Regions from separate parts of the Mus musculus genome. Here region 1 is linked to region 2. The links are chromatin loops, found by intact Hi-C in ENCODE. Cell type or tissue: heart. All regions are shown on one strand. Links, peaks and the distances in the headings refer to the core of each region. The heading gives the core; the rest is flanking DNA.

Region 1 (5,372 bases), core at 176-5,175, 58 kb before region 2:
CTCTACTTGCAGACAGGAGGGGAAATACCACAGCCAGGAAGGGAAGCTTGGGTTTATCAGCTGCATTGGGAGAACACACAAAAGCAAACAGAAGGTCCGGCTGCTTGGGAAGTGTCCAGCATTTCTACAGCCCCTCCATCTAAGGTGTTTTATGCTTTCCTCAGGTGTCTACCCAAACTAGAAAACATTATGAATGGGGTGAAGGAGGCCACACCCTCAGACAATTTCTTTTCTTTTCAGCAAAACTTTAAATATTTTCCTATCAGTAACAAAAGAATCCACAGAGCTTAGTCATTGCATACGGTTTCTTAAAGATACAAATGCATTTGCTTTGAAAGTCACATGCATAGAAATACTACGGGAAAAGTCCCAAGGTCAGATTATGCGGTTAGTATTTGAGTGTATCAATAAGCATTTTAATCTGGAATCAATCTGTGTTAAGGGAAATATCCACACAGTTAAGTGCCCTCTTACATTCTCGGGATCTTCAGAAATCGGGCTCTTTTGCTATCAGTAAAAAAATAAAAAAAAAGTAAACAACAACAAAAAGAGATTCAACTAAAGTTTCAATCTGTGTTAGGGTTTCAATATAACTTTGATTAATTTCTAGTAAGTTTATCAGACAGACTATACTGGCCTACTGCTAATGTAACTATCTTAGTCTTTCCCAAACCCCAGAGGCGGTAATTCTTATGAATTAGATGATGAGATGAAACTTCTGATGAGACTTTGGGGTGTTTTTAAATGGATGACAACACAAAAGTCAACTACAGGATGTGACTATATGTGAAATGAGTGAAGAAGGTTTCTATTAAATTATTAAGAAGCTATTAAAGTCTAGACCTTATAAAATTAGAATTCAGAAAATTTTTTCTTTATTCTTTATTGACTATAAGCATACATTTGTTTGCAAGGAAAACAAAATCGTCTGGGAGGACACCTAAAATTTAAGCCAACAGACTCCAAAATCTTGATGGTGGCAAAAAAATATCATATTATATATTATATATATCATAATATATATTATACATATATATATTATATTATATTATACACACACACACACACGCACACACCTTCTGCTGGACGTGATGGTGCATGGCTGTAATCTCAGCACTTGGGAGGCAAAGGCAGATTGCTATAAATCTGAGGCCAGCCTGATTTTGCTCTGTGAGTGCCAGGCTGACTAGAGCTACATAGTCAGGCCATGTCTCTAGCTCCTCCCCAAAATTCGAAAACTGTATAGACACGTGCAGATTTTACGAAAATGCTATAAAGAACTCTTATAGAATCTTCAAATTTTGAAAAGTTAATCATTTATTTTTGTCATATATATGGCAGTGGCTTCAAAGCAGCAAAATCATTTAATAGCAATGTGTAATTCCAAACTACTATGAGTAATTGTTGGGAAGATAAGAAACCTATTATTATAGGAAAACTGCTGACTTTCAAATATGTCAGAGAAGTGGCATACATTGCTCCTGGTTTTTGCTCATGAAACATTACTTTAAAAAGCAACTATCTAAATCCTGGTCCCAAAAGAACAAAATAATGTATGAGAACACACCATTGACTTTTATAGGGCTATAAAGGATTTATTCTGCTTCACTAAAGGACAGAGCTGAACCGCAGCAAAAATGCTTTGTTAAGTGTGATTGTGTTGAAGTTAAGCTCTTTTAAAATGCTCTTTCCAACACCAGAGGGACAGAGGAGCCTTCCCTAAGACTGCCTTGAGGACACACTGCCGGATTTATGACTTCATTAAGTCCAGTTCATAGCTTCTAATTTTGCAGCATGAGAAGAGTTATGAGCATCGTAATTTGCCACGTGATTACCACAATCCCAGGCTCAAGGACCAGGCCATCACCTCAGTACAACCCAAAGTGGGCCAAGGCAGGACGCCCGCCATCCTCTTGACAGACTGCTCTGACAAGGATTAACGGGCCCAGCGTGTCACTCTTATTTCCCAATACTGGCATTCATAAAGGCTTTAAAGATTTGGAAGGGTTTACCTCAAGATCGCCTTTGGTAATTGATTCTTCTTCAACTCGGAACTGAAGGTCCTCAACCTTCCTGTGGGATAAAACCAAACAAGGCACTGAGGAAAGTTCTAAGGACCACCTCACCGCACAGCGCAAGCATGAGCAACACCCTGGTGAACTCAGGACAGCAATGCAAGCGCACACCTTAGAGACGCAGAAAACTATCTTTAGGACACTGGTGTAGAAAAGCAGGGCTGTAATTATCTAGAAATTCCAAACTTTTATCTAGGTAACAACTCTAGAGAACATGAAGCAAAAAGAAACTGAAAACCAAGAAACAAAAACTTTTTTTCCCTTGGCCACATATACCACCAGAATGGGTCAATCAATCAAAATAATTTTGGCCTTAAAGGAAAACACTTGCTTACCAAAGAAATAGGTTACAGATTATACATGTATAAATTCTACTGTGTGTGAGAAAGAGAGAGAGAGGGGGAGAGGGGGAGAGAGGGAGAGGGAGAGAGAGAGAGAGAGAGAGAGAGAGAGAGAGAGAGAGAGGGAGAGAGGGTGAGAGGGAGAGAGGGAGAGACGGGAGAGACGGGAGAGAGGGAGAGAGAGAGAGTATATCCTCCTGCCCTCCTGCACGCTGTAACGCAGGTATACACCACCCTCCACAGGTTTGTAGGTTTACTTTTTGGATGTGAGCACATCCTATGCCTAGTGCTTCTTCATCTGATGATTACGGGCCTAATGGTGCAGACCCACAATTCTAACTATTTGTGGGGCTGAACCAAGAGGGTCATGAGTTCCGAGCCAGTCCAGCCCACTTTGCAAGACTTTTAAAATAGGATAACAGAAGGGCTGGGGCACTGGCTGTGGTGGTGTGCTTGTCAAGAAGTCTGTAGGTTCAGTCTTTGGAGGGAGGGAGACAGGGAGGGAGGAAGGACAGCTCCTTGTGAAAAGCCAAGCTCTCTGTGTCTATCTCACATCATTTAGCACGTGTGTTCATATTGACCTGAATAACTCCAACTGTTCTTACCCTGTTTTCCAATTAAGCCCAGCTTTCTCGGGGATAAGGTTCTTCTTAAAGGCTAATAAGTAGTGAAACTGGCTGGGATTTCCTTTGGTAATGCTGAGTAAAGCGATTCTCAGGACAAGCATTCAATGATAGTAAACATCTGCTAATCAAGTCATGTCTAGAGGATACCAGGCTTCCTGGAAAAGTTACGTCACAGCACAGCCTCTTCACACAGCAGAGCTCAGCTTCTGCTGGGCAGCCCTGCCTCTGGCTGACATCGCCACACTCAGGCTCACCTCTTCTCCTCTTCCAGCTGGTTGAGCAGCTCCACTTTCTCCCTGTCAGCAGCTTCCACCATGGTCCGTAGCTGGTCCATCTTGGCCTCTAGTTCCAGGACATGCTGGGGAAGCAAGGATGTCAGTGAGTAGCCCAGGATACCTCCAAATACATATCGATAAATGAGACCACAATGGGCGAGCATCGCTCTGGATACAGTCTAGTGCTTTCTATCTTGGTAGGTTATTCCTGGCAACTTTCCTGGAAACTAGATGACAAAACAAAACCCCATCCCACAGCATACAGCAACAGAGGGCAACAGTAAGACAAGCCTCATCTTTTCCAATACTGAAACGTGTCAGTAATGATCTACAAACACCACCTGTGATCACTAAGGCCCCAGTAATGAGCAGTTAATACAGCCAGCCTCAAAGCCTAGACATAAAGACCAAATGGCTACGGTAAAATCGAGAAGAACAAAACTTCGTGATGACGGAAACTGGCACCCACACCACAGCTTTTCAACAAGCTCAGACACTCATTTCCTATGTTCAAATCCAACCAACACCCTGGCTCCGAATGCCAGGCACTCTTTTAAACCTCATCACTCAGTTTGGAAACCATCACCATAGATCATCACAAGATCGACACCAGTCTTCACCTGGTCATGCCCATCTCGGGCCAGGGCTAGCTCCTGCTCTATTTCCCCCACGTGGCTGGTAGCCTTGGCCACCTCGGCCCGCTCCAGGTCCCGCTCAGCCAGCAGCTGCTCAATGTGCTGCTGCTTCTCCTTCAGCGCCTCCTGGAGGGCAGTGGTGCCCGAGATCTTGCGGGCGTAGCGGGAGGAGGTTTCAGTCAACTGCAAAGGAAAGTCAGAGAAGTCAAGGACGATGGTGCTGTCCGGGAGGAACGGCTCGAACAGCGCATGCGTAGCACACATCTCCTAGGCAAAGCAAAAGTGCTGCCCCAGCTTGTGGGTTTGTAAAATTTTAGGCAAAGTTCTCACCAAGAAAGTAAGACTTCATAAAAAGCATGGATAAACAAGCTCACAGCGAAGTTCAGAAGACATTTAGAAGATGAATATGTAGTTTAAACATGGGCGCTCTGAGCACAGCTGACAAAGTCTGTAGGAATCTTGACAGTTTTCACAAAACCCATCTTAAAAGTTTCTCTAAAGTGGCTCACACCTGTAACCCCAGGACTCCAGAGGCTGAGGCAGGAGGACTGCCCGTGAGCTGGAAGCCAGCCTGGCTACAGAGTAAGACCATCTCAAAACGAAACAAAGCAAAACATCCCAAGGTTCTTTAAACTCCTCCAGCCTGAGCTATGGTTGTCTTCTGGTGATGACATCTGGCCAAACATTTGGTTCTTGGTCTTAAAGCTGAGAGCTTTTAAAGCTCCCAAACCTCACTAAGAAATGAAAACATCGCCCTAGGAGTCCCATCTTCTCAACCGATGAACAGTTGGATTCTTGTCAGCATCTTTTTCATCTTCCTTTGCAAAGGAAAAACGGGTGGTATCACACTGGAACCTGGCTTCTAGGACCTGAATCCCAATCACTAGATAATTATAAAACATAAGAGGGGAAGTCTAAGTTAGGACAATCAGTCAGAGATGGACAGACAGACAGATACACACACAAGGAAAAGAGAGGGGAGGGGAGGGGAGGGGAGGGGAGGGGAGGGGAGGGGAGGGGAGGGGAGGGGAGAGGAGGGGAGGGGAGGGGAGGAGAGGAGAGGAGAGGAGAGGAGAGGAGAGGAGAAACCTATGGAGAAAAAGAAATGGTAAGTGGGAAGAAGAGGACAGGGCATCAGGGAGACAGGAAGGAAGAAAAGAAAGAAGACAGGAAGACAGGAAATGGCAGAGACAAAATCTAGGAGATGCTGAGAAAGAATGTGTCTTCTTGACATCTACTAATCTCTGTTGGTTCACATCCACCTCTATCTGGAAGCTAACAGCCACATTAAACCCAGAGGAAATGAACCCGCATAAATGGCGGCAGGTAACTGGGTAAAGTGACTGACAATTCCTCTCTGCAGGCTCCGTCCGGCTCTGCAGGCTGGGTGGGTGTCTGGATATGGCCCCATCCTTGGCAA
Region 2 (5,317 bases), core at 318-5,317:
AATTTAAAAGCCAGGAGCACCCTCATAGAAGTAGGGGGATAGGGGATGGGCTAGGGGGTTTGGGGAGGGGAAACTGGGAAGAAGGAAACATTTGAAATGTAAATAAATAAAATAACCAACTAAAAAATAGCAGCAGCAGCCAAAAACAAACAAACAAATAAAAACCAAAAACCAAACAAACAACGCCCCCCAAAAAACCCAAAGCAAAGTGGATAACTTTGAGTTCAGTACCCAGGATCCACAAAGCTCTAGCAAAGAACTTAAAATGCAGCCATTTTCCGGGAGGGAACCCGCGGTACACAGGCCTTTTGAAGAAAGCAAAGGCAGATCTTTTGGTTTAAGGTCAAGGCAGCACCTTCTTCCCACTTACTTGCTCAAGAAAATGAGAGCTGGCCTTGTTGTAGCAACCGGTGGCACATTTCACATGACAAACAGATCTCCACCCTGCTCCTGGGAGTGTTTGGGTATTACCTCACTTGCCCACACCTGGAGACTGGTCACAGCACTGACAAGTCCAAACAATCCCTCCTCCTCCTCCTCCTCCCCCAGCCCCTTGTCACCCTTCTCTTCCTAAGACCCAGACACATTTCTTATCGTGTGTACAGGCAGCACGGTGTGCACGAGAAGGTCAGAGTCCAACTTGGTTTCTTCTCTTGCCACCAGGTGAATCCTGGGGACCCAACTCATTTCAGCAGTGGTGGCACACACCTTTCCACTGAGCCATCTTGCCGGCCCCTTTTGTTTCTGTCAATGTCCATTTGGTCCTGATGCTTTTGAGGATTGGTTCAGGAGTTTTCTCTCGCTAGCTGGCTCGAGCCTCCCATAAGTAGTTAGGCCAGCTGTTTCCTCTAGGCTTCTGAGCTCTTCCCTTGCCATAGGCTGCTTTGTGCTGGGGCCCTTGAAGCACAAAAGCTCCTTCAAAGGTGAGGTGACGTCTAACATCTTTCTTCTCCCTGAGTCAGGGTCTTGGCCTACGACTTGTCTTGCCTCAGTCTCCCAGTGCTGAGACTACAAGCAGGAACTAGTACTCCCAGCTCACTACTTCCTTCCGTCTCTTTACTGCATGTGCGGCTCCATGGTTAACTGCCAATTAGCTTTCTTCCTGGTCCTGGGGATCAAACCTAGGACCTCACATATGTCAGGTAAGCTACCATTCAGCTATAATTCCAGCCCTAAGTAATTAAATAAAAAAGAGGATGCCAGTTCCTGAGGAACCAATACTTTTGAGTTTCTCACAGGGGAACAGGGCAGTGGATAAAATTCTAGATTCAGGACTGGAGAGATGGCTGAGTGGTTTTCAGCACCCACATCAGCTTAACAAGTACCTGCGTGCAACTCCAGCTCTGGAGGATTCGGTGCCTTCTTCTGGGCCACAAGGGCACCTGCACACACACACACACACACACACACACACACACACAAACACACACACAAATTAAAAACATAAAAGTAAATATTAAAAAAAGGAACTTGGTGCCGGGCATGGTGGCGCAAGCCTTTAATCCCAGCACTCCGGAGGCAGAGGCAGGTGAATTTCTGAGTTTGAGACCAGCCTGGTCTACAGAGTGAGTTCCAGGACAGCCAGGGCTACACAGAGAAACCCTGTCTCAAAAAACCAAAAAAAAAAAAAAAAAAAAAGGAACTTGGATACAGAGTTAAGAGATCTGAATTTATTTACAATTATCTATGTCTTAGACATTTGTTTAAAAAAAAAAAAGCAAAAAAGAAGAGGCAATACCTACCCAATAAAGGAAAAATGGTATAATTTATACCTTAATAGAGTCTGTATGTGCTGGAAATAATTATTTCAATATTCAGCAGATACCAGCAATACAATATTTAAAGGAAAACTTTTTTCCCCCTGAAGCAGTATCACATTGTAGCTCAGGCTAACTAACCTTGCTATATAACCAAGGCTGGTCCTGATCCTCCAGCCTGCCACCCAACTGCTAGGATTTCAGGTCTAAGACACCAGACAGAGCTAAATAATAACTTCTGATGTAGATCAGCTAAGACTTCCATAGTCACATCACTGGGGCTGGGGAGGCAGTGTAGTTGGTAGTGCTTGCCTGGCACACACACATATGTAGTTGGTAGTGCTTGCCTGGCACACACATATGTAGTTGGTAGTGCTTGCCTGGCACAGACAGACAGACAGTGCTCTGGGTTGGATCCTTAGCCCCCAGGACTGGCAGTGCACACCTGTGATCAGGGATCTGGAAGACGAGAGAATTCCATGTCATCTTCAGGCTGGTGAGCTGGCTCACTGGGTAAAGGTGCTTGATGAAGACACACATTGATGAGAGAACAACACGTGGACACCACACACTGTCTTCTAACATCCACGCTGAGGAATGTCCGCCAACCCCCATAAATAAATGTTTGTTTTTTTAAAAAGAACCATGTCATCTTGCCTGTAATCTCAGCAGTAGGCAGTATCAGGAAGACTGTGAGTAAGGCCAGCCTAGGCTACACAGCAATAACCTATCTCGGAAGAAAGAACAGTGAGAGAGGAGAAAACATGTTTAATGTTGACAGGACCCCTTATCTCCTCCAGGCCTCCAGGAACCCCCTTCCTCATGGCAGGCCTGCTAGGAAGGCTGCTGCTTCCACAAGTCACAGCACCATGCGAACCCTGAAGAATGCACTGAAGACTCAGGTGACAAAGCAGCTGACCATCCCTCCCTGTACTGATTATAAATGGGCAAATTGGACTACTCCAGTGTCACTGAAATCTGGACCAATTCCCTTTTGCGCCCTCTGCTGGCCTGGGAGCAGCTTAACACTACCTGAGCGGTTATTCAAGATCTCCAAGTGTTCCAGAACTTGACCTGGCAGAGACTTAAGAGTGCCCAGCCAGAGAACCAGACCAGGCTCCAGCTTGCATAGGACAGTCACACTCAGTATGTGTCTGTCTACCTTCCAGCTGGAAGCCACAATATTATCATGTGCAAAGTAATTGCCCAAAGTAATTAAACAATTTTGTTTCTATATTAGTATATGTAAGGCTGGAATCCACTTACAGCAGCCAAACATGCAGTTTCTTTGCAACCTCATAATTTTCATTCAAGTTTAAAAGAACAATTTGAACTGTGAGTCATATCTACCCAAGTCTTGGTTCATGTGTAAGAAAACTAATTTATTAAACCTCTGTACACAAAGGTGAGCACACCTTTATTGGAAGCATATTTGAATAATTAAATTACAAAAAGTAAAAGTGTTATTAAAATCATGCATGAAAATCTTACAAAAATACCCCGAGCAAGCAGGAGCAAGCTGCCGATCCCTGATTGTTCTCATTTGGTTGTTGAAATTGAAATGTGAATTTAAAATTGTTAGAATTTTCTTTAAAAAGTGATATATTAAGCTTATATATACAGGATAATAGCAAAATGTAGAAAGGGAAAACAATTTACAAAAGACATTAAAAAAAAAAACCCTTCACTCTTGACAGACACTCACGATCCAAAAATAGTCTAACCCGGACCAAGCATCCCTGAACCAGCTCCCGCACGCAAACTCTGGGTTGCTGTCAGTGAGAAGAAAAGAACAAACTCACACCCAGTCTTTCATTCTGTAAAACAGCCTTGACTCGAGATCACAATTACACCAGATTCTGAAAGGTGGGAGGGACAAACGGGTCACCTGGCCTCAGGCTGGTGGGACAATCAGAGCTGCACATCACCACGCAGCCAGGGCTCACTCACAAGTCTTTTTGTTTTTCTGCTGATTTCGGGGTGAATTCTTCAACAGGTTTCTTATCCTGAGGTACATTCCAGTGGATTCAGCCATGTTCTCAAATTCAAAGGGTGTTATTCCAGTGGCAAACTTGCTCATGTCAGGTACTGGGCTATGGGTTTTTGGGGCCATCGGAGGCCGGCTGTCCGGGTGAATGGGCTGCTGGTTGCTCCCATTGCTCATGTTCATGTTCAACACACCGCCATTGTCGAGAAGAGCATCTCCCGGGCCCCCCTCAGCAGCAGCTTCCTCTTCTCTCTGAGAGAGCACTGCTGCCCCTGCTGCTGGGCTGCAGGATGGCTCGGGTCCAGCTGTGTCTACAGAAGCAGCTGGTTCCTGGGGCTCAGCCAGCACTGGCTTTTCCAGGGCCTTTCCTTCGGGGACAGGGAGGTCAAACTCGTTTGGACACGGGGAGGAGGCCACTGAGTTCCCAGTTAAAGGTGTGTCTCCAGGAACATCTGAGTCGCCATTCCCTCCCTCGGCCTGCTGGAGAGCCGCCCAGATCTGCCTCTGCTGCTCTTCCAGCTCCTCCAGCGTCAGGGCATCCTCATCCATGGCTGAGGCTGCGGGTCGGGCCTGGGGTGAGTCACTGGGAGTCAGTGGTGGGGTTCCCTTAGGGAGTGGAGGGGTGAAGAGAGGCGGGGGAGTTCCCTGTGGGAGTGGAGGCGGTGTTCCGGGAGGCAACGGTGGTTGGAACTGAAATGCTTTGCTGCTCTGAGAACCAGGTGGAATCTCTACATCTGAAAGAGGAAAGACACTTCAGAAGTCACAGCGCTTCATACAAAGTTATTATTGGAACTTGGGGTACCTAGAGGAAGAATGGCCATAAGCACCCATCTTTGAGATGGTGCAGACAAGGGGTAGATATGGCAGCCAATGCCTGTAAATGCCAGCACTCAGATGGCCAGCCTGGGCTACAGTCTCAAACCTTTGGGAGAGCTATCCTGTACTGTATGTAGCTTCAGATGGAGGAAGCACGAGTCATGATGATAGGAGGAGTCCTAAAAAGGCTGCAGAAAAGAGGACGCCTGCTCTCTTAACTATGGAGTCCTCTTTTGCCCTGATCCTAGACACTGCACTCTGAAAGGTGGAAACTGGATTCTCCTGTCCGAACCACCAGGATCCTGGTTGGCACAGGTTCCATGGAAGACACGGAGAGATAAAAGGATAAAAAAGTATGTCAGAAGCTGGGCAGTGGTGGTTTAATCCCAGCACTCGGGAGGCAGAGGCAGGCGGATTTCTGAGTTCAAGGCCAGCCTGGTCTACAAAGTGAGTTCTAGGACAGCCAGAGCTACACAGAGAAACCCTGTCTTGAAAAAACAAAACAAAACAAAATAAAAACAAACAAACAAACAAAAAGTCAGAGGGCAAGAATTTGCTCAATTTTTTGTTTTTTCCAGACAGGGTTTCTCTATATAGTCCTGGTTGTCCTGGAACTCACTCTGGCCTCGAACTCAGAAATCCACCTGCCTCTGCCTCTGCCTCTCAAGTGCTGGGATTAAAGGCGTGCGCCACTACCGCCTGGCTTGAATTTGCTCAATTTTAAGTTTTCAGGAGTACATAGTATTGGTATCAGGAC

The links. Peaks named below come from ENCODE experiments on the same cell type or tissue, not always from the same donor. Only the 100,000 strongest peaks of a DNase experiment are listed, where the experiment ranks them.
Region 1: a loop joins it to region 2, with 2.2 times the contacts of the local background. A loop is called at or near these places in 11 of 42 quality-filtered maps.

Annotation. Positions count from the first base shown.
Region 1 is chr5:123,638,482-123,643,853 of GRCm38, forward strand. Clip1 (CAP-GLY domain containing linker protein 1) reads right to left here. Exons shown (of 24, transcript NM_019765.5): 6 at 3,938-4,135; 7 at 3,297-3,400; 8 at 2,013-2,073. Among named protein-coding and RNA genes, the nearest start is that of Clip1, 43 kb to the right of the region's middle. In heart, for the core only: no CTCF peak of the experiment used is centred there; a DNase peak (open chromatin) is centred at 3,250.
Region 2 is chr5:123,696,645-123,701,961 of GRCm38, forward strand. Zcchc8 (zinc finger, CCHC domain containing 8) reads right to left here. Exons shown (of 14, transcript NM_027494.3): 14 at 1,658-4,478. The coding sequence ends at 3,700. Among named protein-coding and RNA genes, the nearest start is that of Clip1, 15 kb to the left of the region's middle. In heart, for the core only: CTCF peaks have their summits at 2,771 (motif pointing left) and 4,023; DNase peaks (open chromatin) are centred at 2,737 and 4,167.